Linked DNA regions of Homo sapiens: region 1 is linked to region 2. The links are chromatin loops, found by intact Hi-C in ENCODE. Cell type or tissue: A673. All regions are shown on one strand. Each heading gives the region's core, and the rest is flanking DNA. Links, peaks and the distances in the headings are about the cores only. Region 1 overlaps LOC102724527 (a long non-coding RNA gene). Region 2 overlaps SLC13A1 (solute carrier family 13 member 1).

Evidence for each region. A loop is a pair of places that touch in the nucleus more often than their neighbours do. Peaks named below come from ENCODE experiments on the same cell type or tissue, not always from the same donor. Only the 100,000 strongest peaks of a DNase experiment are listed, where the experiment ranks them.
Region 1: it touches region 2 in a loop (5-fold over the local background); 35 of 110 quality-filtered maps call a loop at or near these places.

What each region holds. Positions count from the first base shown.
Region 1 is chr7:122,217,173-122,222,565 of GRCh38, reverse strand. LOC102724527 (a long non-coding RNA gene) reads right to left here. Exons shown (of 6, transcript XR_007060500.1): 6 at 3,289-4,424. Among named protein-coding and RNA genes, the nearest start is that of AASS, 76 kb to the right of the region's middle. In A673, for the core only: a CTCF peak has its summit at 3,122 (motif pointing left); a DNase peak (open chromatin) is centred at 3,095.
Region 2 is chr7:123,146,059-123,151,451 of GRCh38, reverse strand. SLC13A1 (solute carrier family 13 member 1) reads left to right here. Exons shown (of 15, transcript NM_022444.4): 7 at 4,142-4,293. Among named protein-coding and RNA genes, the nearest start is that of SLC13A1, 51 kb to the left of the region's middle. In A673, for the core only: a CTCF peak has its summit at 2,465 (motif pointing right); no DNase peak of the experiment used is centred there.

The DNA of each region.
Region 1 (5,393 bases), core at 309-5,308, 930 kb after region 2:
CAAGTCCTTGTGGCCTCTGGCCTCTTTGGGGGCAACATAAGAGGGCATTATGAGAACAAGGGCATTAAGAATCTGGCTGATTTAGATTTGAATCATGATCCTATGTTTATCTGGGCAGTTACTAGGAACTCTGTATTCTCTTCTGTAAAATGAGGGTAATAATGATACATGTTTCACATAATGTTAAGAACATTTGATAAGGTTATGGCCATAGACCATGGTGCCTGGGCATAACTATAGATGCTCAGTATATGTTAACTCTTCTTATCATCATCATCCTTATCATCATCTCATGTTGATGTTGGTTTTATTATAACAGGAAATATATATACTTTAAGAAAGGGGCTGTGTTGAAGCAGATTGACTCACTTTTTAGGTTTGCTCCACACGCAATACTGTCTGCTTGAGAACCACATGGGGATTGGATGGGTAAGGTTGCTCCAGACCACAGTGATTTCAGAGAAGAGTAATAGAAAATTTTGCCACAGAGAAACAAACATCTCTCCTTGAAACATGTCCCATGTAACACAAGGAATTTCGCAGCCTTATTTTTGCCTTATCGCTACAACTATATTATGGCTTATAAATATCAACAGTATCTGAGTGCTTTATCTGGCCCAAATAAATGAATGTTTCTATTGCTACCAGTTTTTCTTCCTCGAATTACAAATGCCACAATGAACAGAAACATCTCTCTTGGAGCACTGTATGTGCTCAATCACATTCTGTTGTTCTCCACCACCCCCAAACATCCAGATGAAATGTAAAATACTCAGTCCATGAATATTGGGAAGCATTGATTTGTATTACTGTGAAGCCAAAATATTTAGATGCAAGGGTTGGGACTTTCTCCTTTATTCTTGCTCAGAAATGCACAAACTTAACCAGAGTCTAGATCTCGAGTCCCATAGAAGCCAATTAGCTTCCATATTCAGATGTTTTCAACAGAATTATTTATATATGTATAAAAGCACAACACAGGATAATGAACGCAACTTTTGTGTTCATATGGACTTTGATTTGACTTTTATTTCATACACTCACTAAACATGTGGAATCTGTCCATTTACCATAGCTCTTTGAGACTCATTAATCTCATCTACAGGATGGAGAGAATCAACTCTGCCATGGCCAGGGGATACGAGGGGCATATCAAAACACTGTGATTTCCATGTAAAACCTGAGAAGAACTGGGAAGAAGAAGAGGTTTTCCTTACAAGAAGGACTGGAGAATAGATATGGCAACTAGGAGAATTAAGGCAATCACACTAATTTATGTCTCTTACACCCTGTGGCCCAGCAATTTCATTTCTAGGACTTTACCCACAGACATATACTCATATGTATAAAAAAATGCTTATGCAGTGATGATCACTGCAGTACTGTTGTTAAAAAGCTTTCTAAACTAAATCCAATGTCCATATATTGGATATTGGTGAATTAAATCACAGCAAAACCATTCAATGAACCACTGTGCTGCAGATAATAAAGTGAGGTAAGTGTGTGTGTGTGTGTGTGTGTATATATATATATATATATATATATATATATATATATATATGGTGGCATAGAGCAATGTCCAAAGATATAAAGTTAAGCCAATAAAGTAATTTGCAGAAGAATATTATATTACAATCCCATTTGTATAAAATGTGTATCCGTATCAATCTATCAACAGTAGTATTTACTAGGATGAGAAAGTTATCTGGGAATTTCACTATATTATCCATTTTAGAAATGATGGATTTCATTACAATGACAATGCATATTTTTGCCATAAGGAAATATAAAGATTTAACCTAAAAAGTCATATTTTTTCCAACCAATGAAGATGAGAAAGCCATTGAAGGACTTTGAACAACAGAGTGATACATCACATTTAACAGGATCACTGTGGTAGCTGTGTTGACAGTGGTTGGGGGAAGCAAGGTGGTAGCAGCAAGACCAGTTATGACACCATTGAAATAACCAAGGCAAGAAGTGATTGTGGCTTAGACTGGAGTTATAGTAGAGGAAGTGGAGTGAAGTGACCTGTACTGTGCATGTTTGAAGACAGTCAATGAGCTCTGCTAGTGGATTGGGTCTGCAATGTGAGAAAAACAGAGGAGTCAAGGACAATTACAAATATTTTTGGTCTAATTGCTTGTTTTATGTTTGTTTGTTTTTAAGACGAAGTCTTGCTCTGTTGCCCAGGCTGCCGTGCTGTGGCATGATCTCGTGCTCACTGCAACCTCTAGGGCTCAAACGATTCTCCTGCCTCAGCCTCCCGGTAGCTGAGATTACAGGCATCCGCCACAACGCCCAGCTAATGGTCTGCTCAATTGGAAGAAAGTAGTAGTCTCACAAGGTTCTTATCTTGCCTTCCATTGTATTATACTCTTCTGGTTTTCCTCCTTCTCTTGTGCACTTAATTTTTGAGTGGTAGTGTGTGCAAAGACTGGTTATGATGCACAATCAGCCAGCATATACAATTTGGGATTCAATGTATAAATTCCCTTCAGAGGGAAGAGGAAAGAGGAAGCCTGAGCCAGGAACTCATCTTCCAGGAACTGCATCTTGAAGGCTTATTACCTTCAAGTGACGGCCATACTGATATGAAAATTATGGACCATGGCAAGACTAGAAAACTCACCAAGGGCATGAAACATCAGAGTGAACTCTCAGAGTAGATTGTCCAAGAAAATAGATGGTTGCAGTAAGCTTTAGGTATTCTCCAACCTGAAATCTTATGACTGGAGCATATTTGCATTACTTTCTTTGTCTTGATACTACAAGTTTCCTAGAATTTGCTGTGACTCATGTATTTGAACAGTTTTCCTTTGGTTTACACAATTTCAAGTTTAAACACCCATTGATGTTATTACATACAATACACTTTCAGTCAGCACTTTAGAATTGTAATCTTCATTTATGCACATAATTTGTTTCTTCAGTTACAAACATGTGGTGCAATTATGTTGGTTTTTATCATTGACTTGGGAATTAGGGTTTGTATTTATGTGATTAAAGTATTCAGTTTTTGAGTAAGTTCTGTAACTTAAATATTTGCTGTGCACCAGTCATAGTTTAAATGGAAAATCAACTTTAAAAGGTAAAATTTGGTGCCATCCAGTGTCATCATTGTGAATTGCAGCATAAGCACAATTGTGAGGAAAATAATTTCAAATGGAAACTAACTACAATTTGCAGAAATACCAATAATGATTTTAAAATAGTATAAATTTGAAATTAAATTTAACTGCAACATGAGATAATATAGAAAAAACCATGGAATTAAGAGAATTGAAACATGTTCTGGAATTGCTTTATTTATAAAATGGGAATATGTTACCTACATGGTAGACAAGAGCTAGAAAAATTTTTTTTATAAGGTCTAAATACCAAACACATACTGTACTTGACATCTACTACATTAGACATATATTATCTTTATATTACACTATGTTAAATAAAATCTTTATATATTGCAAAGAAATTAATATTTGGTTCAACTTATAGGGCATTACACAAGTCTGAACTTTTGAAAGTCATTCACAGGACAAAATATGGGGCACATTTCTGTAGATGCTAAAATTAAGAAGGAAAATTTCTACTAAGTATAGATTTTTGGTCTTCTCACAGAAGTTTTCGGTTGTTCAGGTGCAGTAACAATGGTATATATTTAAAACACTTAATTGAATATGAGATATTCTGTTAGCAAGACTACCTGGTCATGACTTGTGTTAGTTAGGTAATAGGTTTGGCTGTTGAAAGAGACCCTGTAATAACTGTGGTTTAAATGAAATAGAGAAATTGTTCTCTTTCATGTTAAAGCCTGGGCAGGCAATTCAGGACTATGGGACCCACAAAATTATCTGGGATCCAGGCTCCTTCTACTTGTGGTTCTGGGGCCTTGAATACATAGCTTCTCTCTCATGTTCCATGATGACTGCTCTGTTCCTCTTCTCATTCACAGCTTTATCTGCACTTACCATCCTTAAAACCATATGAGGCAAATGGGCAGAGGAGGATGCTCAGAGCTGATTGTATGGTTCACATCTTACTCTGCCCCTAAAATTTGTGCCCCTTTTCTGTGAACGTTTCTGCTCCTGATGGAATATCTGGTACAAAAATAATATTCATATATTCTTCTAACAATGAAACATACATACACTAATTTATTGGTTTATGCCAATATTAAGAAGAAACATAAAATAATACATCTTATTTAGTTAGTTATACATAGTAATATTAAGGGAAGTAAATCAATGCAATTTGTTCCATTAGACCAGTGGCTCCAAAGCAGTAGTTCTCAACTTTGGCTATACATTATAATCACTTAGGGAGCTTTAAAAATACTTGTACCTGAATCCAGCAATCCAAGTTTCTGATTTAATGGATCTAAGATGCAATTTGGTCTGCAGCGGTTTCTTCCCCAGGTGATTCTAAGTACAGCAAGATTGAGAATCGTTGTAGATCGTGGTGCAGAACAGGGTCACCTGAGGAGCTTCTGAGCTTCATCTGTGCCTTCCCACCCCCCCACTCCCCATTTCATTATGACACAATTAACCTGGAGTGGCGTCCAGGCATCAATATTTTTTAAAAATTTCCCCAAGTGAATCTAATTGTAGTTGGGGCAGAGAACCAGTGTTAAATATGAAAGAGAGTTTCTTTTATGATTTTTTTTGTTACCGTATGTATTGGCACTTATGCTTGAATTTATAGCTCTTCTGTCGAATTAAATGAGCAGTTTCTGCTATAGGAAAACTACAGCTATATTGAAATTTAGCTCTCCTTATATGAGCATCTCATTAAAATCTCAAATTTTACCCAGGTTTAGCTGGAATGCTAAACTAATGTCAAAAATAAAATTAACTATCATTTTACACATTTGTGTTTAGGTAGAATTTCCTAACATTTTCCATTGCTATGTATTTTTAAACAACTTGATTACATTTAAATGCAAAACTTTACTTTATCATTCGAAGATCTCATAAAGAGACAATTTTATTGTTGGAAGGACGTCTCAGCAGCCATAGCCTTTTCTACTATTGCCAACACTTAGAATATTCTGGGTTGGGCCGGGAATTCGATATTCTTTTTGCCACTCACATTTCCTCTCTACATATTCTTCTATATCAGATAGCCCAGATACAGTATCATCTGACTGTTGCAAAGCCAGTTGTACTGTACTCAGAATCTTGACCCAACCAGGAGTTTAGCCATGAAGTCGTTGGCTCATGTCATCTTTGTACTCCAGACAGGATTAACTTGTATGTTTGTGTGTTGCAATTATACAAACAAGGTGAGTCATGGATTACTTGGAGCATTTTCAGTTTTGGGGCTTTCAACTTCAGGCCTTTGTGTTCAAATTCCCTTGTACTGTAGCTCCAGCTCTATGTGATACTTAACAT
Region 2 (5,393 bases), core at 149-5,148:
CCTGAACATTTTCAGATTGGAGTTTTATTGAAGATATTATACATATACATATATATATATATATACACACACACACACACACACATATATTCAAATATATATATATAGTTTTGTTTTGTTTTGAGACGGGTCTTGCTCTATTGCTCAGGCTGGAGTGTGGAGTGCAGTGATGCAATCTTGACTCACTGCAACCTCTGCCTCCCAGGTTCAAGAAATTCTCCTTCCTCAGCCTCCCAAGTAGTGGGGATTACAGGTGCCTGCAACCAAGCATGGTTAATTTTTGTATTTTTAGTAGAGACAGGGTTTCACCATGTTGGCCAGGCTGGTCTAGAATTCCTGACCTCAAGTGATCCACCTGCCTCGGCTTCCCAAAGTGCTGAGATTCCAGGAATGAGCCACTGTGCCTGGCCCTCAAATTATGTTGAACAGGCAATTGGATACATGGGTCTAGATGGAGGAGCCTGGCTGAAGACAGAAGTTTGGTGATCTGGCATAAAAATAGTCATTAAATCAATAAAAATAAGATATTTTTAAAGGAGAAACATTAGAGTGAGGAGAGACAAGGGCCTGTGACAGCTTAAAGAAATTCCAGTTTTAAGGAAGGATGGAAGGCAAAATAACTGGCAAGGGAGACAGAAAAACAGGCAGAGATAGAAAAATCCAAAGAGTGAGATATCACAGAAACCCAAAGCAGAGTTTTTTCAGTAAAAAGAAGAGATAAACTCTTTTAGATGCTTGCTAAGGGGACTACAAAGTTGAGATTGAAAGGTTCCTATTGAACTTAGCACTGAGGGGATTACTGATAATCACAGGAAGTGCATTGTGGGTGGAATGAGGAGACAAGCAAGATGGAAGTGTCTAAGAAAATGGAGTCAGTGAATGTAAACAACTCTTTCGAGTAGTTTGGCTGTGAAAATGGAGTTAGGACAATAGTTTACTTGAAAGGAGGGTTAAGAAGTCTTTCTTGTTTTTCTTCTGTAAGGATGGCTCAAAAATAATTAAATGTTGATGAAAATTCCAATAGTCTGTAGTGGAAGGTTTCTGAGAAAATCTGAGAGACTGTGGTCCAGAAACAAGAAGTTGGAGGAGAAACATTGACTCTATTAATTATGTAGAGAACAGGAAGATGGGGCAAATGCAAGTAGGTTTCTACATTTCACAGTGATACCATTGTCTGCTGGCTTCTATTTTCTCTGTGAAGTAGGAGGCAAAGCTACTTGTAAAGACTGAGAAGGACCATTAAGAGGGACGTATAGAGATAATAAAGAAGGTTTTATATTTCCTTGTGGAAAGAGGTAGAGTAATTTGGTTATGCAAACACAGTAGGGTAGAGGAGCAACATCATTACAGCACTGGATGTTTGTGATCATGAATGATCCCATCTGCTCTACTGTGCATGTAATTTTTAACAACAGTAGCTGGCTACTCAGAAGCAGACATGACATGGAGAGAGAGAATGGTTGGGTTTATAAATCAGTTGGAATTTTCATAAAGAACTACCATTCAAGAAAAGACAAGAAAGAGAGTTTGGAGTTTTTTTAAGAAAATTTATTGAAATGGTGTACCATGGAATCTAAACTGAATAAGGATGGAAGTAAAGAAAGGAGAGGACCATAACTGGGCATAACTACATACTTTATTGACTTAGATTTGCCAGTGCAGTTGAAGGACTGTAGAGATAGAATTAATTCAACAGCAAAGTTGGAAGAAGAAACTGTGATAACTGTGCCAATTTCTTGATAACCAGGATGGTAAAATGATACTCTTTCTACCCCTGAGTAACTATAATATCAAGCACACACTTAGGTATTTTTGCATTTCATTTCCACAGTACTTGCAAGTGAGGTGACCAAAAAACAGCTTTAGACTCTTAAACTTAGTGTTTAAAATGAGAAGGCTGAGAGACAGTCTGCTTATGGAGAAAGTTGGAGTATTTCCCCAGTGCCCCAACCCCCTGCCACTTGTACCATCACAGTCGAAAGAAGGGAAGAGTCTCCTACTTAACAAGGTGAGATAGACGTTAAGAAACTACTACTTGGAGAACTTGCTATCTACCACCTTAGACTTAGAAAAGGTCAACGGATTAGTGTTTGACACATTCTTGAAAAATTATAAAGTAAAAACTCGTGGCTGAATTTCTTTACCTAATCAAGTTTCAGCTGCACTGTCACTGACAACAGGACAGAGGTGACTGTTTCCCTTGGACCATATGTAGGAAACATGTGGGAGGAGTGTCATGTGGGATCATTTGAAAGGCAACTTCCTCCAGAAGGGATTTTTGACAGCATAAGTGGATTTCAACATAAAGAGACCAGGTAGACTATCACATGCAGACACCATGAGTGTGTCATACGTCACCAGGCAGAAGATGTGTGTTACCTACATAGAAAGAACAACAATCTGATGTTCTTATTTGGATAATAGGAGTCTCATAAAATCTCATAAAATTGCCCACCAGATGGAGTCATTTCAAAAATTCACCATGCCTGGAAAGTACTAATACCATTTTAAAATTAATACACAGTCAAATAAGACTTCTCCTAATCCTTACCACTCCTCTCCTGATCCTGTTCTTCTCTTGACATTCCAAATGTTGAAGGTTTAAAAACTGAGTGTAGCAAGTGGTGAGAAGAATTGGAACTAGGAGAGAAAGAGAAAGTCAAACTCACAAACCTCCTTCCAGCTATGGGTTTTCAAGCAGGCCTGATCTAGGGGATAAGAGAATGCTTAAGTTTAAAATTTGGGATTTTTCTTATTAAATAGGGCACTGTTTAACTACTGAAATGAAGCTATTCTCCTGACTAAACATAACTGAAAAACCATTCATTAAATGAAATGACCGGAAAAGTTATTGGTTCTTCTTTGAATTTCGCCACAGGAAGAGGAAGAATCAAACCAACAAAGGGTGTTTACAGGGTCATGGGTGAGAAAAAGAATGAAGTTGCTTTTGGCTTACACCCTAGAAAGTCATCTCTTAAATAAAACACTTACATTTGGACTAGTGATTCCCCAAGTGAAACCATTTCAGGATGTGCCATTGTCCAAGGTATAACTATGGGGGTGGGGTGACTGAGGTGGAGAACTGAAAATCGTTGGAAATGAGATAAAAAATCTGTGAGGCCAGGATATTTGAAGGGCTATTCATGAACATAGTGTAGTCATTCAGTCACTGACAAGATTTGGACTAAGGAAGATGATTAAGTGCTGAGTGCAAATGTTATCTTAAATGACAGTGGGTGACCAGGAGATCAAAATATAATGGTCAAAGGAATGGGGAGAGAAAGAGATATCCAAGTTACATGATCCTTAAAAAAAATGGATTTATTTTTTGTGTGAGTGGAGGATTAATGTTCTGGAATAGACAGTGGGAGCAAAGAGGACACTGACTTATCTCTCAATGCTGAGGTATATGGTGTTGAAAACATTCCACTTCAGGAGTAATATCCCCTGGGAACCATCCATTAAGGTGTGTAGATGGGGAAACCCTTCTTAAAGAAGTTTAGGGACTTATTGAGTATGTACCACCAGTATCAACAGAAAAATAATGAAAAGCTTTGGGAGTAGTGGTGAGAAGGAAAGACATGGGGGAAGAGTTGGGTAAGAGACAAGAAAGAAGGATGAAGAAATGAATGAAATTGGGTTTTTAAAATATTTCAGTGGCTTCAGCTTAAATACTTTTATTGCTACATCTCTATTGATGGAAAGATAAATGCTATATTAGTCAGCTCATATCACCATAACAAAACACCACAGACTAAGTGGCTTAAACAATAAAAATTTATTTCTTGCAGTTCTGAAGATTGGATCAGGGTCTGGCAGGGTCAGTGTCTGGTGAGGGCTCTCTCCTGGCATTGCAGACAGATGCCTTCTTGTGGCTTTTTCCATAGCAGAGAGAGAGAGAGAGAGAGAGAGAGGAATCAAGCTCTCTCATGTGTCCTCTTATAATGACATAATCCTATCAGACCAGGGCCACATCCTCAAAGGAAGGTACAGTATCTTCCAAATGCCCCATTGCCAAATACAATCACATCAGGAGTTAGGGTTTCAACATATGAATTGGTGCGGGTGGTGGGACACAAATATTCAGTCCATAACAAATATAGAGCAGTTCTCATGGTAGTTTTTTGTTGTTGTTGAACAGAACTCAGGCATGAGAACCAAATATCGAACAAAGAAGGGCCACGTGACACGTAAACTTACGTGTTTGTGCATTGCCTACTCTTCTACCATTGGTGGACTGACAACAATCACTGGTACCTCCACCAACTTGATCTTTGCAGAGTATTTCAATACGTAAGTAACCTTATTGGATTGGTGATTTAACATAAGGGCAGCACAAAAATTATAAAAATTATTCTTACCTGATTCAGAGAATTCAAGTACAGAGATGTTATGTTAACTCTCCCTTGTTTCCCTTCAGGACATCTATAGATCTACAGACCTTCCTTTATACTGAGAATTAAATATTCAGGGAATACTGAATTAACTTGTGCCAACAGATTTCCCAGGTCAGCTCAGAGGGGATAACTCTTGGCTGACCACCCTTAACAAACAGGAAAAACATTTTTCATTGAAAATAATACCACAAATGGTAGTTAACTAAAGTGAAAAGGAATTATTTTCTTGGGACAATTTATGTAGGGTTTGGGGACCAACATGTGAACTTAAGTAATGAATGGTGAACAGAGGTATTAATTTTGGAAGGCTTGGCTTTGGAATTCAAAAAAGATTTGAAAGATTGAACAATTGTAATAAGTGTCAGTAATAAAGTATTCTACAAACAGATATATGACTGTTAATATGTTTGGAACTGTGATGACAATTCCATTGCAGAAATGGGAATCTGTGGATTCAACAGGTAGAACACTTGGGTTAAAAAATCCTCAATTTGCAGGTACTTACATTGTGAATTATTTTACTTACTTATTTATTTTTCTGAGACAGGGTCTCACTCTGCTGCCCAGGCTGGAGGACAGTGGTGCGATCTCAGCTCACTGCAACTTTTGCCAAGTGATTGTCGTGCCTCAGCCTCCCGAGTAGCTGGGATTACAGGCATGCACCGTAATACCCAGCTAATTTTTGTACTTTTAGTAGACACGGGGTTTTGCCATGTTGGCCAGGCTGGTCTCAAACTCCTGATCTCAAGTGATCCACCTGCCTTGGCCTCCCAAAGTGCTAGGATTATAGGCATGAGCCCCTGCACCCGGCCACATTATGAATTTAACAACAAAAAGGTCCATGATTCTCCCAAGACTTAATTTTTTCATATGTAAAATAGTCACAGTTGATAGGGTTATTGTGAGAATTCAATGAAGTAAACTATGTAAAAATATTTTGCGCTATGTAAGTATCATTGAAACAATAGTATGAAAGTCCATGGTGTCATATGTGCA